Regions from separate parts of the Homo sapiens genome. Here region 2 is linked to region 1. Evidence: read pairs that join two places in POLR2A ChIA-PET (ENCODE). Cell type or tissue: IMR-90. All regions are shown on one strand. Each heading gives the region's core, and the rest is flanking DNA. Links, peaks and the distances in the headings are about the cores only. Region 1 overlaps RALGAPA1 (Ral GTPase activating protein catalytic subunit alpha 1). Region 2 overlaps BRMS1L (BRMS1 like transcriptional repressor).

Evidence for each region. Peaks named below come from ENCODE experiments on the same cell type or tissue, not always from the same donor. Only the 100,000 strongest peaks of a DNase experiment are listed, where the experiment ranks them.
Region 2: POLR2A ChIA-PET joins it to region 1 with 19 read pairs; 3 of 35 experiments call an interaction of 5 or more read pairs at or near these places.

The regions. Positions count from the first base shown.
Region 1 is chr14:35,739,785-35,742,603 of GRCh38, forward strand. RALGAPA1 (Ral GTPase activating protein catalytic subunit alpha 1) reads right to left here. Exons shown (of 42, transcript NM_001346249.2): 11 at 2,584-2,781. Among named protein-coding and RNA genes, the nearest start is that of SNORA101B, 22 kb to the right of the region's middle. In IMR-90, for the core only: no CTCF peak of the experiment used is centred there; no DNase peak of the experiment used is centred there.
Region 2 is chr14:35,827,922-35,830,740 of GRCh38, forward strand. All of the region lies in intron 1 of BRMS1L (BRMS1 like transcriptional repressor), which reads left to right. Among named protein-coding and RNA genes, the nearest start is that of BRMS1L, 3.0 kb to the left of the region's middle. In IMR-90, for the core only: no CTCF peak of the experiment used is centred there; a DNase peak (open chromatin) is centred at 1,730.

The sequences.
Region 1 (2,819 bases), core at 172-2,671:
ACTGGTCTCCTTGCCTACAGACTGACCTACAATCTATCCTCCATTCTGGGCCTGGTATGACCTTCTCAAGTATGTAACTGTTCATGCTACTCTCTTATTCAAAGGCTTTCCAGTTTCTAGAATGTAATTAAAGCCTACTAACATGGCATACAAGTTACTGAACAGAATCTAGTCCTGTCTATCTCATATTTCCTGCTGTTCTGTCTCATCTACTCTACGCTGCAGCCAAATAAAAATATTTTCAAGGTTTCTCATACATTTGCAGGTGCTATTCACACGGTGTGTTACCTTTCCCATTTGTCTACCTGTTCTTTTATCTTATACTATCTCTTCCATGAAGCATTCCCTGATTTCCCCAAGCAGAGTTAGGTGTTCTCTCTTTCATGCTCTAGGATCATAGCAGTAACACTGTTTTATAATAATACTTATTTTGTATGTTTGTCTTCCAGCTAAACCAGAAGTTATGTGAAGGTAGAAATAATGTCTGCTCATGTTTCTACCTCCAACACTTGTTCTCAATGTGGGCAACCAAAAGCTTTGTATGGTATTTTGAAATTTGTGAGTGTTTTCTTGTCACAATAAATAAAAGATACCACTGGAATTTAATGAAATAGGACAGAGAATGCTAAGCATCCTACACAGCACATGACAGTCCTACACACAAAAAAGAAACTGTCTTGTATTCTGTATGTCTTTCAAATGTCTCACAGATGCTATGAGAATTTTAAAAGCCCACTTAGGTCAGGGGCTGTGGCTCCCGCCTGTCATCCCCAGCACTTTGGGAGGCTGAGGTGGGCAGGTCACTTGAGCTCAGGAGTTCAAGACCAGCTGGGAAACATGGTGAAACCCTGTCTCTATTAAAAATACAAAAAAATTAGCCAGGCATGGTGGCGAGTGCCTGTAGTCCCAGCTACTTGGGTGGCTGAGGCTGGATGATGGCTTGAACCCGGGAGGTGGAGGTTACAGTGAGCTGAGCTCATGCCACTGCATTCCAACCAGGGCGACAGAGGAAAACCTTGTTTCAAAATAATAATAATAATAAATAAAATTAAAAACCCATTTACAATTATCTGAATTTATAACATAATTCCACTTTATAACTGTAACACCAAAAATTTAAATGACTCCCTTATATATTGAATTTATCAGAAATGTAAACCAGAACATTATACCTTTTGGGTTTGGTCCACACCATTTGCAAGAGTCGCTGGCACTTCGAAAAACCACATCTCTAATGGCAGCCAGTGCTGGTTACACTACTTGAGTAACGAATAGAACAAACCTACACAACATACCTAACATCACCAATCTACCCTTTCCTCTCTCCTTTCATTCCTTCCATTGTTTGTTTTTCAATTATGTATGTAGATAGTTTATATTATCCATCATTCTTATTTAAGAATAGTAAATGATGTGGGGTAGGCTCATTATATATGGCACATCATGACTAAAAAAGTCAGAGAAAACAAATTCTTTTTAAACTCATAGGTTTATTTTCCAGCATAAAAATATCAATAAATTTGATATTTTTCATTGGTGTGTAAGAATTAGGACTGTAGATATTATTTCATAATTCATATGGTTAATTTTATTTACTTCAATTATATTTCTCAGTTACATTTTTCCCTTTCTTAGAAGGGGGGAGGGTGCTCTATGTTTGTGTGTATATATACATATACACGTATACACACACACACACACACGCTCAGGCTCATCAAATCCCTACAGAACTGGCCTATTCATCCACACATTAGTATCCTGACTAAATTCCACTGATGAGGTTAGATTAACCACTAAAGTGAATAAGCATTACTCAATCATTCCTATCTAGATTTAGCAAGATATGTATCAATCGCAGACAACTTTATGGTGAAAGGCAAATCAGACAAAACAGATAAATCACTTTCAATAAACTTTCTGCACTCCTAACTCCATCTTAGCATCTGCTGTTGGAGAGTCTGACCTGTGACAAAGGTTGAACAATCAAAGGAATAAATGGAACCCCAGGAACCCAAATGCCACCTCTACTACTCTCTCTTTTCTCATCTTTTCCCTGCTGTGAGTAAACTCTAGTCTTTCTTATCACAGAATAACTTATTTTACCAAGTCAAGAAGTTTCACATTCTGAAATCAGCTCTAGTGCAAAAGATTCCAAGGAGGGGGCACAAACACTGTAGCTTATGCTGGGTAGCCACTCCTAAATAGTTACTCCTTCCAGGAAAGGAGGAACTGTGGTTTGGTAATAACAACCCCCTGAAAGTATGTATTTTAAAATCCATTTTGATGTAGTACCACAGTTTGAAATATTATACCTTTATAACAGTACCTAATTTTTATCTAGACAATGGCTTAAAGAATCAGTATACAACCTCAATACTAATTTTTAAAAGTTGTGGTATCACAGGGCTTTGCTATACGGTACTGAGATGACTACTTATATTACCTAAATTGTTGCAAAATATACTGAAAGATATCTTTATCTTCCCATTTAATAAGTATATTTGTGTTAACCCATTATTATGTTTCTGCAAAACTCTTAATCTATTAGACTAACACTAAAATATATAAATCTTATAACTTCACCTCTTCTCTTTTTTCTCCTTCTTCCATTGAAATATCATGGTCTGTGACATTTTCAATGCAAGGGAGGTCTGAAGAAGTGATCACAATTTCTTCAGGCTCTTGCATGAACAAAGGTTTTTCCTCTTGTTGGATCCATTCTTGATATACTTTTACCACTTTTCTCATAGCTGCTGCTTCACAAATTGGTAATAAAAATGCCTAGGGAAAAAAAGGAGAATCAAGATAATGATACTTTT
Region 2 (2,819 bases), core at 226-2,725, 88 kb after region 1:
GAGTTTGGGGCTTATTCAAAAGAGCGTGAAAACCTTGGGAGAAGGAGTTGAGCTCGGAAAAGAACAGGAAAGTATAGATGTGAGTGATTTCAAAGAAAGCACAAAACAGGATTGATGAATGCAAGTTTAGGATTGAAGGTAAGAGAAAAACCAAGATACAAGGAGAGTGGCGGTAGCATCAACAGAAATAGAAAAGTGAAAGATTTGAGATGAAGGTGAAAGAAAAGAGTATTTCAGACATGTTGCTTTTTTTTTTCTTTTCTCTCTTTGAGATGGAGTCTCGCTCTGTTGCCCAGGCTGGAGTGTAATGGCGTGATCTTGGCTCACTGCAACCTCCGCCTCCTGGGTTCAAGCAATTCTCCTGCCTTAGCCTCCCGAGTAGCTGTGATTATAGGCGGGTGCCACCACACCAAGCTAATTTTTTGTATTTTTAGTAGAGACAGGGTTTCTCCATGTTGTCCAGGCTGGTCTCGAACTCCTGACCTCGTGATCCACCCACTTCAACCTCCCAATGTGCTGGGATTACAGGCATGAGCTACCATTCCCAGCCTTTTTTTTTTTTTTTTTTTGAGAAGGAGTTTTGCTCTTGGCACCCAGGCTGGAGTGCAATGGCATCATCTTGGCTCACTGCAACCTCCACCTCCAGGGTACAAGCAATTCTCCTGCCTCAGCCTCCCGAGTAGCTGGGATTACAGGCATGCGCCGCCACGCTCAGATAATTTTTGTGTTTCACCATGTTGGCCAGGATGGTCTTGAACTCCTGACCTCAGGTGATCTGCCTGCCTCGGCCTCCCCAAGTGTTAGGATTATAGGTGTGAGCCACCGTGCCTGGCCGACGTGTTGCTTTTGGAGTGATGGCAGTATGCTTAAGATTGCCCAACTGACAAATGGAAATGTGACATTGGAACCTGCCCGATATGGGAAGGGGAGAATAATTTGTAAGTCATCTGCCTTGCCATGAAAGTAGGTGAGATTTCAAAAGCGGGGAATATAGAGAAAGGAGACTGTATGGGAATATATTTCTTTTTTTTTTTTCTTTTTTTTGAGACAGTCTTGCTCTGTCACCCAGGCTGGAGTGCAGTGGCACGATCTTGGCTCGCTGCAACCTCTGCCTCCTGGATTAGATTCTCCAGCCTCAGCCTCCTGAGTAGCTGGGATTACAGGCATCCTCCAACACACCCGGCTAATTTTTGTGTTTTTAGTAGAGATGGGGTTTTGCCACGTTGGCCAGGCTGGTCTTGAACTCCTGACTTCAAGTGATCCACCCGACTCTGCCTCCCAAAGTGCTGGGATTACAGGCGGGAGCCACTGCACCTGGCCTGTTGGTGAATATGTTTCTTAGATCTATAAAGTATTTTGTCTTCAGATGTTCTTGCATTTATGATAGGAGCAAGGATCTCATAAAATTCTATTTGTTAAAATTCTCCCCCTATAATTTTTATGTTGACTCTTGTGATTTTTAACTTTTAAAAATTCCATCCCAAAAAATAATGAACAACTTAATTTTTGAAGAATGTGATAATAATTTGAACTACAAGTCAAAATTTTAAGTGCAAAGAAATTGTTTAAATAAATTTTGCAGTTTGCTTCTGTTAAAGCATCTCTGTTCTACCATATGTCTTTCATGTTAAACTTTCACAGTGTTTTCTTCTCAAATGTTGGTGCTGAGCAAATTCTAAGGCTACGGAAAAGCCTCTACTATCCAGAGAACTTGGATAGTGAGTCATCTTGAGGGACCAAGTTTTGAGTAGCCAAGAAGTAAGCAATCAAAAGCCAGAAGTATTTTTAATCTGTTTTAGAAAATGAGAAAAAAATGAGTCAGCCTTCCATGTTATATAAAAATAATTGAACATGATTTAACTCTTTCTCATAGTTTGACTTTTATTTGATGAAGATCAAGATGCAGATCATTTTGTGCTTCAGTTATTTTGATGAATGAATATATGTGATATGAACATAGAAAATGTGGACTATAGGACAGACCTGGTAATTAACAGTTGCTTTCCTTAAAAAGTTTGTATTTTCCTCCTCATTTGCCTCTTTCTCACTGATAGTAATATGGGTAGACGGAATAAGGGAACGTAGGAATGGCAGACCAGGAGAGCCTGTGGTAAACATAATAAGATTAGTTTTCCTTTTTCTTTTTCTTTTTTTTTCCTTTTTTTGAGATGGAGTTTCGCTCTTGTTGCCCAGGCTAGAGTGCAATGGCACGATCTTGGCTCACCACAACCTCCACCTCCTGGGTTCAAGCGATTCTCCTGCCTCAACCTCCCAGGTAGCTGGGATTACAGGCATGTGCCACCACGCCCAGCTAATTTTGTATTTTTAGTAGAGATGGGTTTTCTCCATGTTGGTCAGGCTGGTCTCGAACTCCTGACCTCAGGTGATCCGCCTGCCTCAGCCTCCCAAAGTGCTGGGATTACAGGAGTGAGCCACCATGCCTGGCCTTTCTTTCACTTTTTATTTTTGAGACAGGATCTCTGTTGCCCAGGCTGGCGCAATCTTGGCTCACTGCAACCTCTGCCTATCAAGTTCAAACGATCCTCCCACTTCGGTCTCTCGAGCAGTTGGGACTACAGGCATCCACCACTATGTCTGGCTAATTTTTGTATTTTTATTAGAGATGGGGTTTCACCATGTTGCCCAGGCTGGTCTTGAACGCTTGAGCTCGAGCAATCCTCCAGCCTCAGCCTCCCAAAGTGCTGGGATTACAGGCATGAGCCACCACACCCGGCCACTTTTCTTTTTTTATGTGACAGGCAAATCAGCCATGTGAGCAGTTCTGAAAGAAGAATCCCAAAAATGTTTTTGAGCAATGT